2 separate regions of the Homo sapiens genome follow, and region 2 is linked to region 1. Evidence: read pairs that join two places in POLR2A ChIA-PET (ENCODE). Cell type or tissue: CD4-positive, alpha-beta T cell. All regions are shown on one strand.

The links. ChIA-PET counts read pairs that join two places held together with the same protein. Peaks named below come from ENCODE experiments on the same cell type or tissue, not always from the same donor. Only the 100,000 strongest peaks of a DNase experiment are listed, where the experiment ranks them.
Region 2: POLR2A ChIA-PET joins it to region 1 with 13 read pairs; 3 of 35 experiments call an interaction of 5 or more read pairs at or near these places.

Annotation. Positions count from the first base shown.
Region 1 is chr2:157,440,695-157,448,694 of GRCh38, reverse strand. CYTIP (cytohesin 1 interacting protein) reads left to right here and starts at 4,606. Exons shown (of 8, transcript NM_004288.5): 1 at 4,606-4,848. The coding sequence starts at 4,675. RefSeq lists enhancers at 4,756-4,805, 4,846-4,945, 7,204-7,303, 7,374-7,453. In CD4-positive, alpha-beta T cell, no CTCF peak of the experiment used is centred here; DNase peaks (open chromatin) are centred at 4,584, 6,274, 6,954, 7,504 and 3 weaker places; H3K4me3 peaks cover 5,403 bases; H3K27ac peaks cover 6,447 bases.
Region 2 is chr2:157,893,745-157,901,744 of GRCh38, reverse strand. The region is part of intron 1 of LOC105373714 (a long non-coding RNA gene); the gene reads right to left. Among named protein-coding and RNA genes, the nearest start is that of ACVR1, 21 kb to the right of the region's middle. In CD4-positive, alpha-beta T cell, a CTCF peak has its summit at 213 (motif pointing left); DNase peaks (open chromatin) are centred at 214, 3,004, 3,924, 4,384 and 1 weaker place; H3K4me3 peaks cover 1,934 bases; H3K27ac peaks cover 5,609 bases.

The sequences.
Region 1 (8,000 bases):
TGAGTTATTTCATGAAACACTGATCTAGATAATCTATTTAAAGCCCCAATTGAATTTAGTGGCTTAATCCCTTGAATGATATTGCAATCTACCCATAGCTTCATGATTTGATTGAATTAAACTTGAATAAATCAGAAAATTGTTTCCTTGCACTTGTATTAAAAACATAGTAGATTTGATGTATTGCTAGCTATTATTTATATTAGGTTTAAAGTTTTTCTTTGTGTTGTTTTAAATATGCATGTCACAACTCTAAGCCAATATTTGGCTTATATCACACTAGGATTTCTAATATAGGGTCTTTATGACCTTTGTTTCTGTTATTTTCCTTTCCTGAGCTGCCTATTTTTCAGGGCTTGTCCTAGTTACAAATTTTTAGTTTATCCTTTTCTGAAGAAGGCTATTACTCTCTGGGGAGTAGTGTTCATAATTCCAGTGATCCACACTGAGTTGGATGAGGACATCTGTCTACCCAGCTCCATCACTCAAATAAGGTGATACATAGGACAGAGCAGTTTTCACAGTTAGTGGATCCTCATATATGAGAGTAACTTTACTAAATCAAATTTACCTTATATAAATTCAAAGGCACAATATTCAAATATTGTCTATATGACTTTAACACATCTCCTACATCATTCCAGAGACCCAAATAAAAACTTCCCTTCCAAATGAAGGCAAAAGGCCAAAATAAAACAAATTAGCAAACCAAACCACAACAAAACAAAATCCTGTGATGTTCCAGGAAGCCAGATAAAATCTTCTTGTGCAAATAAAGGCAAATAGCAAAAATAAAACAAACAAAAAACTCAACAGCTATCTTAAGATCAGAAAGGCATAGAGGAAGTCTCATTTTTTAAGCAACCAGTTACTCTTCTTCTGTGTCTTACAATAATCCAGAAATTTCACACATTGGCTCTGATGATGGTTTTCAAACACATCTTGATATTCGATGGTAAGGAATTCACATGTATTGTGTAGCCTTTAGACTTCTTCAGGGTGACAAGGGCATCCTTGCTGCACATAGAGGCACTTAGTAATGAATAGGGCTATTCATATAGAATTCATGTTATATCCTTTTTTAGCTTTTCCTTTTGAAGGCTTGTTACTTAAAGCAAAATTCAGTAGATATAGCTTACTTTATACCATGTGCTATTCATGGGCTATTCTGTCTATTTTTTCCTGCAAATTTTTGTTTTAGATATGTGAACACTAAAGTTTAGAGAGTGTATTAGTCAGTTCAAGCCACCATAACCAATACCATAGCATAACAAATACCATAGACTGGGTGGCTTTAAACAATAGAAATTTATTTTCTCACAGTTTTAGATGCTGGGAAGTCCAAGATTGAGGTGCTGGCAGATTCAGTTCCTGGTGAGGGATCTCTTCCTGGCTTGCAGGAGGCTGCCTTCTTGCTGTGTCCTCATATGGTGGAGAGAGAGTCCTCTGCCACCTCTTCCTATGAGGGCACTAATCTTATCAGATCTGAGCCTTACCCTTATGACTTCGTTTAACCTTAAATGATTCATTAACCTCCTTATAGGCCCTATCTCTAAATACAGACACATTGAAGCTCAGGGCTTTAATGTATGAATTTTGGGGGGATACAACTCAGTCCATAGTCTTTAAAGCAGCAGAGCTAGGACTTGAATCTAAGTAGTGTGACACTGGAACCCTGTTGTCAACCCTCTTACAGCTGCCTAAGATTTTCATGGATGATTGTAAGGTTGGCTCAGTTTGTCTTGCAAACCTTTCCACCTTTCTTTCTCTGTTCCGTGCTTTAGGTATATTCCTCTCACCTGACTCTACCAAATCTCCATGTTGTAGGCCCTCAGTGTTCATCTCATTTGTACTAAAGATTAATTCCTTCCAAGGGTATTTGCATATTTATGAACAAAATGTTCCAAATAAGAGCTTTGCCCCACATAACAAATATTAGCTTTTAGAGCATAAAGGCAGATGAGACGTATTTTTAAGAGACTCTGTCCTCATCTCTCAGATCACCCCTTAGTGAAAATTGTAGCACTTTGGAATATGGGCTTGTAGTACATACATTTCCTACCAAATTAATTTTTTTCCTTATTAATACCACAGAACACTATTGTTTAATCATTTTGTTTAATATCTACCTTTCTCTTTTTATTAACATTTATTGAACAATTTTTGTATGTAGGACATAAAGTATACATTTAAAGATAAAAGATGTTCCTTGCTTTCAAGGAAATTGGACATTAGCAGAGAAACAGATTTGTATACAATTAACTATTGCCCTAACTAGAATATATTAAGTCTCAAAAGAAGAATCTAAAAAAATGATATGACATTTCAGAGAATGAAATCAGATAATATAAAATAATTTTTATTTTATTTTATTTTTTTGTGAACAGTGAGATACTCCTGAAATCTTTTGAGTACCTAGGTAGCTTGATCCAATTCATTTCCAGAATCACCTCTCTAAAATAAATGGGAGGCTGAAGGGGAAGAGAGTCTGGTCTATTATAATTTTCCTAAGGTAAATCCTAAAAGAAAAGAGATGTTCTAAACAGTAGAACACCTTTGTAAGTCAAGGATTTGTTGTTTGGAAGTCACATTCCCCTTAAAAGATTACTGTTTCTCCACCCTTTATCACAAGGGACACTTTTGATCATGATATTAGTGACTGGCATGACACAGGCACTGACAGAACAGGGAAATGACCAATAAAAATAGACTAGGTCAAAAATTTGTAATTAACAGGTGTGACCACATTGATATGGGCTGGCTGGATGTCAGAGGTACTTTTGACCCTTGTTTTGTATCCAGGTATCCCATTATTTGAAAAATTTTACTTAACACATTTCATGAGTTAAGTAATAAGTATTTTCCAGTTTCTTAATTGAATGATGATCTATGATTTACATCAGCTTAAGGTCAGTATTACAATGAATTGGTACAATTTTAGTAGTCATTTATAAAAATGGGTGAGTCAGTTGGCCTGAGTGGGTGGCCTTATATTAAGCAAATGTATAATTTCCATTTGGCATTTTAAAATATTAAGAATAAAAATTAAAAATATTTACCTAACTTTATCAGATTCCTAGGGTACAGTGGACTGCTGTCATCCATTAATAGTGATGATTTAATTTATGTGCCTCTTAGCCTGAAAATGTTTTTAAAATCAATCTCTCTCTCTGTCTTCCTAATACACACACACACACACACACACACACACACACACCCCACATATACCTGTATACATATCTGTACATATCTATAAATATAGATTTTACGTGAATATCTTTATAATTGATGTATTCTTTAGTTGCCAAGGTATTTACCACTCCCTTTTGCCTTACACATTTATGTTACTTACCTGGCTTCTGAAAACGTATGTGTTTTTAATTCCTGATTTAGACCGTTATATGTTTGTGGTGATATCACTTTGTCCATGTCAAAATTCAATTCCAGTATAATGAGTCATGCTGTGATAGAGTTTTTAAAATCTATAATTGGCTTCAACTTTTGAAGCACTATTAATTCAGATTTTACTATTTATATTTGGCAATTTCTACTTGAGTTGAATTCATCTTCACTTCCAGTACACACACATTTCATTTTAGTTCAAAGATTTGCTAACTCTTTCAAATGCTAGTATTGATCTTCAGAGATTTTAAAAAGCACATTTGACTTTTTGTGCCATATAAAACTTCTCTTTTTGACTTTTGTTTCGATTCTTCCTTTTACTTGCCTCCCCTACTCCTCCACTGAAACCAGTTCTCTCAAAACTACCTGCCCCCAACCTCAGCCAAAGGAAAAAAAAAAAAAGCATCTGTGATCTTGAGTACTTGGTGATGGTGCCCTTGACCCATATGCACATGCAGGGACCAACAGGCAATGTTCTTGGTGCCACCTTGGTTTGCCTGTTACCTTCCTGCCCACTCCTTTCCTCCCCTGGGACCACTTGCTGATGCTGCCGCAAAGTCTCGTCTAAGAAATGGCAACATTGTGCCCTAAATGTGCTGGCTTTCCCTTCCCATTGTACTTTGTAAAGATCATGGGTAATTTTTGTAAGGACAAAGTAGTAAAAGGACAACCAGAAGAATGCTGAATGGTTACAACCTCAGTGGCAGATATAATGTCTTTTTGATGAACATTAATGATCTAGGGTATACTTCAGGGAAAGTACAGTATTACAAGGACTTCGAGAGAGAACATTATGACCGGCACCTGTAATTCTTGCCCATATTCACAAGAACTGAATGTCCTCGTGTGCTGACTTCTGCATTGCATTGCTAATGTTAAGTAAGAGAATGGATGGGAAACAAATGGTAGCACTTGGGGACATTTTTCTTTCTTCTCTAAAGAAAAAAATGGCAAATGGTGGTGTGAATGCAACTTGCCACAGAACATAAAAGCGTAAGAATTCTGGCTGTTTGAGGTGAAAAAATAAGTTGATTTTTCTTTAAATTGTAAAAATTAGCTCCAGGTTCTCTCAGGAGCTTAAAGAAAAAAAGCTTTGAGAAATGGGAGTGAATAGCAAGATAGGGTTTGTGTAACAAGTTCCTCAAACCACAGAGGTCACATGGGCTCTTTCTGCTTTGCTACTTTTGATTACTTGTCACAGTTGTACTTTTAGCTTCCCCCATCCTGCAAGGCCACTCAACCATGTGCTAGCTGGAGTGATCTTTATTCACAATGTCTTTACAAAGGCTCCTGCAACACAGCAGCAATGGCAATTTGGCGGACTTCTGCGCTGGGCCAGCGTATAGCTCTTACTCCACACTCACCGGCAGCCTTACGATGGACGATAATAGAAGGATTCAAATGCTAGCAGACACGGTGGCTACTCTGCCTCGGGGACGAAAGCAGGTATGATTGCTATTTTGTACCCTTTAGAGTGTTCACATTCTCTTGAGGGCAGAGTGATATGTTTGTCTGACTTCATACTAATGGTGATATTTTAGAGGCTTTGGAATTACTGGCTGATTATTATGGGTGAAGGAGGTGAGATGCTCAGGGAGCTAGGTGAACCAGTCCAAAGATTTGAGACCACAATCAAACTTTTTTTTCAAGGCAAAAATTAAGATTGTTTTTCTTATTTGAAGAAGTGCTCAGGTAAAATAAACATCATTAAGCATAAAAAACTTGAAGATGGTTTATATAGATACAACCAGTATGAGAATTAATTCTCTTTTCCCCATTGTGTCTCCACTGATTCTTTCCCTTCCATCCTTACTTGCAGTCCTTGATGGTCATTTCAGTTCATAATCAAATAAGAAATACTTTTTCTGAGGACAAATTTTGTTGACTAATTATCTTCAGCTCTGGGTTGCTGGCACATACCTCAGGCTATTGGAAAGTAAGATTTTTTTTTTTTGGATAGATGAGTGCCAGATTGAATATCAGCTCACCACTTAGTGTCTGTGGGATCTTGAGCAAGCCACTTGCCTCTCTAAGCTTCAGTTTTGTTTTTTCTAAAATGGAGTTAATAATAGAACCACCCTTATTGGGTTCTTATGTTGGTTAAATAAGGAACTGTGCAGTGCCTAACACAGTGACTGGCATTCAGTGTGTGTTTATTAAATGCTAGATTATGCCATTTTAATATTTTTATTGCAAAGTTTGTCTCTAGGGATGAAAACTCATTTGGAAAAATCTATGTCTAACTGAATTTATTTTGATTTTTTCGTTCTTCAATTTCTAACATGTAAAAATTTTTTTTTAACCATAATACCTCTTCAGGATTTTTTTTAAACAACTTGCTCTAAATCCCCAGGTACATATTTGAATTTCGATGTAGCATTTCTACAGAAAATATTTAGAATTGCCCTAGAGCAAGAATTTTTGCGCTTAAGTCTTGCATGTACAATCATGTGCTTCTCGTAAGCCTTCTAAATTCAGGATTAGAGAGGTATGGCATAGTGGGAGAGACATGATCTTTTTTCAGTGATGTATAATAGCTGATTCCTTGGTATTTTTCGGAGTGAAGATAAGGGCACAATTTTCCATGATTTGGATTATTGATTGTTCTCAATCTAAAGTGCTTTTATGATACAAAGTTTAATGTAATGATGAACATTTTATCAATCTACAACCTGTCTGAAGATAAAGCAACATGAGAAATGCTGACATCTTTTTTCAGTTTTCAGATATAAAGCAGTCAGATTTTCTTTATATTTGCCATGACACTATCACACCAACTATGGTTCACTTGATTAGGCTATGATTTTTTTTTTTTTTTTTGCTGGAGACTGTGGGTACTTTTTCAATCAGGGTGGGAACTTTCCACCCTCTATGTCCTCCATACCTGCAACCTTACTCATTTGATCTACTCTCTAGCCCATGCAATTCAATGCAACAGATGGTTTCTGAGCACCTACAAGGAGACAGACATCATGCTAAGTGTAGGAGGTAAAAAGACGAGAAGGGAATGTTTCCTACCCATATACTGTTTACAATTCAGTAAGCAGAAAGAATGGGTTTTCTGCAAAGTAAAACAACATGAATACTCTCATCGAAGTGAAACATCTGTAAATATAGCCTTGGAAATAGATATTCGAGATATTGAAGGGTATTCCAGATATTGAAGGGTATTCCAGAGCAAGGGAGAAATTGAAGCTGAGGCATAGATCCTGGTGCCTGGAGGACTTTTTTGTGTAACAACACAATATTAAGTGTGTCAGGAGAACCTGGTTAGTGTGTAGGAGGTGAGAGGAGATCTCAGCGCTGGGCTGCTTTACAGAACACTTGGACAACTTCCCCTGAAAAAGCCGGCACGAGGGCCACTGAACGTGTTTGAGAAGTAGAGGATTTCAGGAACCTTATTGTAGAAATGTAGTGGATTAGTGAGTAGAGACTAGTGGTGAGGGAGGAACTTTTGCAGTAGTTGGAGAAAGAGGAAATGGGGGAACAGAAAGGAGACTGAAAGGCTTTAATATGAAAGGGACTGAAGACGGAGGAGTCACATCTGGTTTTAAGCCAGAGTGAAGATAGCGTGAACTGAAAGAAGGCAATCAGTAGGAGAGGCTGATTATCAGAGGAGGATAAAGAGAGGGATTTTGGCATATGAAATACACGTGTGTGTGTGTGTGTGTGTGTGTGTGTGTGTGTGTATGTGCATATATACATGTACACATATGCACACAGGCACACACACATCCCCATACTAATTAATTTATGCAGATGTTCTCATCTTTTCTAGGTCTTCTCATTCCCCTTCTCTCAAATTCTTTCATGTGGTAGACTTTCCATATTCAAACAGCTTTTTCTTACTGTTGTGAGAATTGCTTTAAAAAATAGCAAAACAAAACTTCTTGTACATGATAGTTCTGATTCCGTACAATTATCATCAATGAGACTTGATGCAAGTTTATCCCAACATTTCACAATCTTCCAAATGGATGTTCATTTCCTTTAACTGGTTTTTAGAGAATAATCACCCATTTGGCACTGACTAAATTGCAGGCAACAAGATCCTTGTGAGGCAATCACATGAGCAGGTGTTTCTCTGCCTACTGTTATTTTCAACACTTTCAGGGCTGACGTCAACAGCTCATACTTCTTGTTGTTGTTGGCTTTGGTTTCTGCAAAGCTATATCTGGTTAGCTTGTAGTTTCAAATTATTAGTCTTCAGAATCAATTGGGTGTTTACATTCAGAATTATTTAAAGATAGATTTCTCTGTGTGCATATTATCTCACTACCTGTACTGATAGGAAGTGTCAGACACCCCAGTATGGCTTCTACTTGTGAACACAGTTTTAGGACAAAAAAAAAAAATCTTTGCAATGGAAAGCTCGGTAGGAAGGAGACAGGAGGAATTAAGGACAGTCTCTATCAATGATGTCAAAGAAGTAGTGATTGTCTTACCACCCACTCTCATAAATGTAGTACGTTGCTTTTGGAAAGCAGTTTTTACAGAATGCTATAGTGAGAACCAGGGACCTGACAAACAAGTCCACAAACTTCAGTGGTACCACAGACTGACTCTCTTTTCCTAATTTTCTTTTAGTTATCACATTA
Region 2 (8,000 bases), 450 kb before region 1:
AATGTGGGATCCAAAAGCACCTTTCCTGGTTAAAGTCAAATGAAGACGATTTTCCTCAACCTCTGCTAAAATGATACCCCAACATACCTTAAGAATCTTCTGACTGTTACATTATAGGAATTGATACCCAGTCTCTAAATTCTAGACTTTATATACTTTCTGCTACATCAAAGTGCCTTTTCTGCAGTTTAGGAGACTGCCCCCTGCTGTAACCATCAGCTCTATCCCTTCTGTGCTGATCAACATCTTTGCAAATAGAAACCTTGATTTACAAGCCCCTTGTATTCTGCGTAAGCCACCTCCAGTTCTATCCTGATCTCCTAACCACGACCTCAGGGAGAGCTTCTAACTATAAATAAAGTGGTTTTTACCAACTCAGTCAATTCTCAGATTTAAAGATACATTGGTCCCAGTGCAGCAGGCTATAGAAGTCATGGTAGTTTCCCCTCTAGAAGCCATCCCCACCTATTCTTGGGTCATAGACCCCTGATTTTGTTCAGGCATCAGGTAGCCACATGCTTCAGGAAAGCTGGGTCCTTCTCCAGCCCCAGAGCCAAAAAACCAGCACTGTATTTCAGTTAAGAGTCTGGTCTCATGATTCCTTCATAGGCTCTTGTGTGACCTTAGGTAAGTTACTAAAACTTTGTGTGTCTTGGTTCAATTTCTTTTGTCAGGGATTGTTATAGCTGACTTGCTGGGGTTGGCAGAGTTAAAACAAACAAACAAAAAATCTGAGAACTTGTTAATGCTCCTGAGTCACTGAATTAACCAACCATAGAATATACGCTCCCTGAAGGCAGAGATTATTGCCTGCTTTATTCACTCATACATCACCAGCACCAAAAACAGTGCCTGGCACTTAGTAGGTGCTCAATAAGTACTGGTTAAATTGCATTGACTTGAATCTCAGACTCATTAAATTGCAGGCAAGACTTTTTGTTATGTGACATAATAAATACCCAGCCCAAAGCATCTTGATACATAAATACCCTTTGTCTAGTCAGTACCATTCTTTCCTAGGAACTGTCCCCTCCACATGTTTACAAATATGGCAGCGATGGGAGCTGAGTTAATACATTGTGACCCAGTGGCTACCATTAATTCATTCAGGGGTGGCTACCTGACCCAAATGGGATCAATCTTAACCCTTTCCCAGGAGTTTGGAATTAGACTAAGACTCAGGTCAATCTTGCTGCTGTTTGAAAAGGAAGAAACATAAGATGTGGCCTATTGGCAGTTGTGTTTCCCATGTGCACGCATGAACACTACAGCAGGTTAGCTGGCAGCAAGCAAAGAAGGAAGCCAACTGGCAAAACAAAGACAAAAGATGGACAGAGAGTGCTTGTGGTATTTAAGTGTGGTTAAGTGCGACCCACCTACATTCCAGTTCTTGGAGTCTGGGAAACACATGGATTTTCTTATGATAGTCTCTTTTCTCCTTAGGCTATTTTGAGTTGGGCTACTGTTAATTGCAGAGAAAAGATCCTAAGAGGTTTTTTGTTGTTGTTGTTTTAATTATAGTTATGAATTCTGAGTAAACCACACCTTACTTCCTGTAACTATTATATGCACCCATGAAAGGTAAACACTTTAAAAAAAAAATAGGGCCGGGTGCAGTGGCTCATGCCTGTAATTTCAGCACTTTGGGAGGCCGAGGTGGGCAGATCACGAGGTCAAGAGATCGAGACCATCCTGGCCAAAATGGTGAAACCCTGTCTCTACTAAAAATACAAAAATTAGCTGGGCATTGTGGCATGTGCCTGTAGTCCCAGCTACTTGGGAGGCTGAGGTAGGAGAATTGCTTGAACCTGGGAGGTGGAGGTTGCAGTGAGCCGGGATTGCGCATCTGTACTCCAGCCTGGTAACACAGAGAGGTTCTGTCTCAAAAAAAAGAAAGAAAGAAAAAAAAAAGAAATGCTGAGGGACAAATATAACCCGAAACATAACCATAAAACCTTTGGAAACTTAAACGAGAAACAAACTCTGAGTACACTTGTCTCAAGTCTACCTTTAAGCCATCCTCTACAGCCCTTGCACTCCAGTCCTCTTCTTTTGTCCATGCAAACATGGTGACCAATGAGATTCTTCACTGTTTACAATGGTGTGCTCCACTATCATCCCCTGGTTTTTCCATGTGGCAAACTCCGTAACTGGAAACCCTTTCTATTCTAGCTGTTTAGTACATAACTCCTAAAGTTCTCTCTTCTCGTCAGCTTTAAATGACTTCATGGTTGGTTTTGCTTTTATTTTTCTCTGAGGTTTCAATGTACAATTCCAGGAACTAGCTATCTCTATCAACCTGAAACTGTGCCTGGGTTCTACGTTGATAATTTTTTACTAAGCCACAGGGACCATCTGGTCTAAGGTCATGACTCTGTTTGCCATTTGTGCAGCTGCCTGCACATCTGTAGGTTCCGATGCATTCTTTTATTATTGTCTGCTTTCTATTGCATGTTGTCAAAGGCCTGGGGACTGCATCTGTTTGAATTTTGTCTGTAGGGCTCCGAACATAGAGCAGTGTGTGGTTGGGAACACAGAAAACATTACTTTCAGCAAACTGGATTCATAAAGAGTCATGATGAATGGAAATGATGAGGGAGATTTGAGCCCAGGAATAGGGACTGGGTTTCCTATTTACCTCCTCACTAACAATGATGCTTTTAAATGTTCTCGCTCTGAACAACTTTATCAATGCTTTGAGCTGAGACCCACTCACATAATGATTATTTCCTTGTAAGTACTTATTATTTAGTTGAGTTAGCTCTTTCAATATGAAGTTTTTATACTGGTTTTTAGAATTGTTCACCATACATTCTCTTTAACATGTATTCTCTTAGTCTCTCTTTCTGTCTCTGTCTCTCTCTACACACACACACACACACACACACAAACACACACACACGTTCATTTGAACTCAGGTTTTAATGCTGGGTCTATACTTGGCCAACATCTTCAAGGTCACTAATGTTACTTCTTGCCTCTGCTGTGTGGGAGCCAGAGTGTGAGTCATCAGGGTGAATAATGCCTCTGTGATACTACCAGATTGTGTTTGTCTCCACTTCAAAGCTCTTAGTTTTAACAGAATAGTATTTCTCCATCCCGCCCACCCAAACAGCAGTCTAGATGGCTGAGAGGCAACAGTTATATGAACAGTAGTATCATTTCCATAGGATGGGCTACTCCCCACCCGACCCATATTCCTCAAAAAACCTGCAGGACCCTTTATAGAAGTTCTCAGGCAACATTCTAGTCAGGTTTTGTTGACTAGAGATTACAGCTCATCACCTCTTTTTTTTTTCTTCTTTCCTTCCTCCTTCCTTCCTTCCTTCCTCTCTCTCCCCCTTCCCTTCCTCTCTCCTTTCCCTTCCCTTTCCCTTTCCATTTTTGAGAGGGAGTCTCACTCTGTCACCCAGGCTGGAGTGCAGTGGCGCAATCTTGGCTCACCGTAACCTCCGCCTCCCGGGTTCAAGCGATTCTCCTGCCTCAGCCTCCCGAGTAGCTGGGATTACTGGCGCTACCACCACACCCGACTAATTTTTTTGTATTTTGAGTACAGATGGGGTTTCACCATGTTACCCAGGATGGTCTCAATCTCCTGACCTCATGATCCACCAGCCTCGGCCTCCTAAAGTGCTGGGATTACAGACATGAGCCACTGTGCCTGGCCTCCTTCCTTCCTTTTCTTTCCATTCTTTTTTTGCCTCACATAGGTCTATAAATCTGCCATTTCTGATCCATCTTCAGTGATCTTTTTTTTTTCATAGTTCACTGCAACCTCGAACTCCTGGGTCCAAGCAATCCTCCCATCTCAGCCTCCCAAGTAGCTTGAACTACAAGTGTGCACCACGGCACCTGTTTTTCAGTTACTGCTCTTCCCTTTAATCTTTCACTTTCTTTTTCATTCACCAAAGACTTTATGACTGAGTTTGTCAAAAAAAAAAAAAAAAAAAAAGAGAAGCAGTGAAAGGAAGAACAGAAGAAAGGAAGCAAGCAAGCAAGCAAGCAAGCAAGCAAGCAAGCAAGCAAGCAAGCAAGCCAGACAGACAGAAAGAGAAAGACCAGACATGGTGGCTCATGCCTGCAAGCCCAGCACTTTGAGAGGCTGAGGCAGGCAGATTGGTTGAGTCCAGGAGCTCAAGACCAGCCTGGGCAATGTGGTGAAACCCCGTCTCTACAAAAAATACAAAAATCAGTTGGGCATGGTGCACATGTAGTCCCAGCTACTCAGAAGGCTGAGGTGGGAGGATTGCTTGAGCCCGGGAGGTTGAGGCTGCAGTGGGCTATGATCATACCACTGCACTCTAGCCTAGGCAACAGAGCAAGACCTTCTCTCAAAAACAAAAACAAACCAAAAAAAGTCTTTAAACCCAAGAATCAACTCCCACTTCCACAGCCTCCTTGTGGCTCCTCTCACAGGAACACTTTATTTTAAAAGTCATGTGACTCTGGTGAGACTACAGTGCAGAGTGGCCATGATGGAAAGAATAATGGTGGAACTGCTACCATTGAGCACCTAATCACAGTGCCAGCTGGTTTACACACCTATTTCAGTAACTCCCCAAAACTGAAGTAAGCCTTATTATCTTTTTTACCCATGAGTAGAGTGAGGTTCAGAGATACTCAATAACTTGCCCAAGATCATAGCCATTAAGCAGAAAGGAGGAAAATAACCAACTCTGTACGGTGACGAGATTCATGCTTTTTTTGGTCAGGGGAGGGGGGCTCAGTTGCTTGGTGAGAGAGGAGATATTAACCTGTCTAGACTTCCTAGTTTTTCTATGTCCTGCCTTTCTTGCTGCGAATTTATGGGATAACTTGAGAATATAATTTTCTCTGATCATTCCTATGTCACTTCCCAAAGCATTTCTCATTGTCGTCAATGGTATCTGGGTATATTTCCCCATACTCATGAATAACATACCTTAGAAATTTTGCCAGTCCTCATTCGTGTCCTACACGTGTTAATCAAATGTCTTCTAGGCCTAGGGTAATGGTGTATAATCTATCATCCAAACTGGGACACTTTTGAGATGAAAAAGAGTGCTATTAATAATTATGCTGGGCACACTGGGATGTATGGCCACCCATTTAGAACAAACTATAGTCAAGCTAATGTCTCCTATGGACAAGGAGGGTATGAGTAGAATAGTCCAGCCTTAACTAGACAGAGAACAGAGGTTGTGGGGGAGAGAAGCTAAATCTACCAAATTCCAACCGTTTTGTCTCACTAGCAGTTGTTGTATTTCTGGGCCTGAGTGTGTGTGGTGAAAGAAGGAAGGTAGCTGAAAACCTCTCAGAATTAGAATTATCACTATCTCCATTCCTTAAGAAAGTGGTGCTCAAACTTCAGTGTGCTTAAGAATTACCAGTTGTTTTTAAATAAAATGCAGATCCCTGAACTATATGCCTTAGAGATGCTGAAAATACAGTCTGAGATGGGCCCTGGAAACTGCATTTTAACATCCTCCTGTAAAGATTTTGATCTAGGTAATTTATAAATTACCCTGGGAAGAAAAACAGTATTTCCTTGATAGAAAAATTCCTGCATAATCACTCTACAAAGACAGGCACAATTTCAGAGGAAGTCCTTGCGGGACTCAATAACACAACTGTTTACAACACTGATATTTGTTCAAAGATACTGTCTATATGACCTGAATCACTACTTGAATCAAATAATTTAAACCACATTAACCTTACAATTACTTTCAGCATAGATTCTTAGGGATTCCTAGCCAAATATATATAATTTATCTTTACATATATGGTATTATATATATTCTTAGTATCTTTATATTATAGTCAAAGAAAAGAGAATAACATTTTCTGTGCTTTCTGATAATCACAGTAATAATAGTTTTTATATATTAAACATTGTTCTTCTGTCAGACATTTATATACATTACCTTGAATACAAAAAGCCTTGAAGGTAAGTCAGTCAAGCGAGCTCTGTTTCAGACAGGATGTACTACAGGCTCAGAGAAGCTAGGTGACTCGCCTGAAGCCTCACAGCTAGTAACTGGCAGAGTTGCCATTTAAAACCAGGTCACCTGCCTCACACTTGAAATATTTAGTGAACTCATAAGCACCCTGTGAATACTGAAAAATACTGGTTGGAAGGCCACATCATGCATGAAAGCTAGTATGACCTTTCTAGAATAATAATTCCTAGACAGAGAGAAGAACTGAATGGTGACTTTGAGACATGAAAAGGCATTTCTCTGAAATAAAAAGGCTGAAGAAAGCCGATGATCGGTTAACATTTGGGAAACTCTGAGGTACAGCTAACCATTTGCCAGGCTAGCCTTTGGATTTATTTCTTTTTTGTTGGCTGTGCTGCTGCTACGCTCTTTATTCATATTTTCAAGGAAACACAAGTAAAGCGAATGTTCTCTAATTGCGCTCCCTTCCTGCAGTAAGCCCGCTCCTCCTGAGCACCCGGGCTGGTTCCATACGCAGCTCGTTGTGTGGAAGGGCTGGTGGCAGCTGCAAGTTGGTGTGTGACACATTGAGTAGTCATATTTCTCTTCTCTGTGGCCCTCCAAAGCCCTTTCCAACATAACTTTTCCCCATCTGTTCTCGTTTGCACTGCATAATAGGGGACAGGTTTTGGAACTTGGGATTCAAAAAAACATTAAGAGAAAATAAAAATGAGATGGAATTTGAGTAGAAAGAAACTCGCTGGCTTTCCCCCCCACAGCCCCCTTCCTTAGTTGCTGGGATCATGACCAGAGTATTAAATTGATCAAGTTTTTACTCTCGTCTAGTTGGTTCTCTTTATGGGGTAGCGGGGAAACGTGAGAACAGTAAAACATCTCTTTAAACTGTCTGCAATAAAATAAGCACAGGGCTGAGTCATTAGTAGGAACAATGTTGCCCAATACCTGACAAAGTTTTTCCACATTTGCTTAGAATCTCTAATAAGTTACATTAATTGTCTCCTGCCTCAGGTTCCTTCTCTGTGAAAGGGATGCCTGAAGTGAATTTTAGGAATATTTAGAGACAGTGTTTTCCTGAGTGCCATAAGCCCATCTCTGTTGTATGCACTAAATAATTTTGGAAATGATACAAACATTTTTAAATTTTAATAGTAATAAATTTCTTCTAATATACATTAGGAAGAAAACTGGCAATAGCAAAATATAACCCTGATTTCACAATTATTTTTGCTTAAGAAGAGGCTAAACTGGGCATGTAAGTTTAAAAAGTGAACAAATTTAAAGAGGAATATTCAGTAAATAATAAAAGTGAATATGGCAAAACAGAGAGTACAAGAATGGGTGCTTAAAAAGCAACTATATCAAGGCAGTGGTTCTTTTATTCTTTATGTTTTGTGGAAAGCTTTATTTTATGGTGTGGGCCTCTCGTTCTAGGGTTGGATTAATCATAATCCTTGGGTCATGGCATATGCTATCATTGGTCTAGCAGGGGCTCAGAATCCTTAATGGATAGCACCCCTCTTTGAGAATCTGATGAAAGTTATGGGTTTCCCTGGAAAAATGTATATTCCCATATACAGACAAACTTACATAGAATTTCTAGGTTTTCAGGAACATTTGGAGTGCATCTGTGGGCTTCTGGAAGTTTCAGGTGCATTCAAGGTTGTGTCCACTTGCTTCTCTGCTTTCTTAAGCTCACAGGCCAGCCAGCAGCTGAGGCTTTAAGCCACACCTACTACATTTCTGCAAGGAACAGCATCTTCCCTCACTGCAGGCACCACCCAGCCTGCTGCCTGGGATCATGTAGATATTACGGAAAATATCCACCCCCCACCCACCTCCCCACTTTCGCCTTTTCAAAAACAGAGATGCTACAAAAATGTCAGTAGCCGGGACCAGTTGCTGTTTGCCCAGTTCACCTCATTATCCACTGAGATCTGCTCCTCCTCCCTTCAACGGCTTGCACCTGTGAGCACTGCTATTTCTTTCTCACTTGTCCAGAGACAGGCACCTGCCCCAAGCCAGACCAATCAGCATCTTTCCACTTCCCACATCAGAACT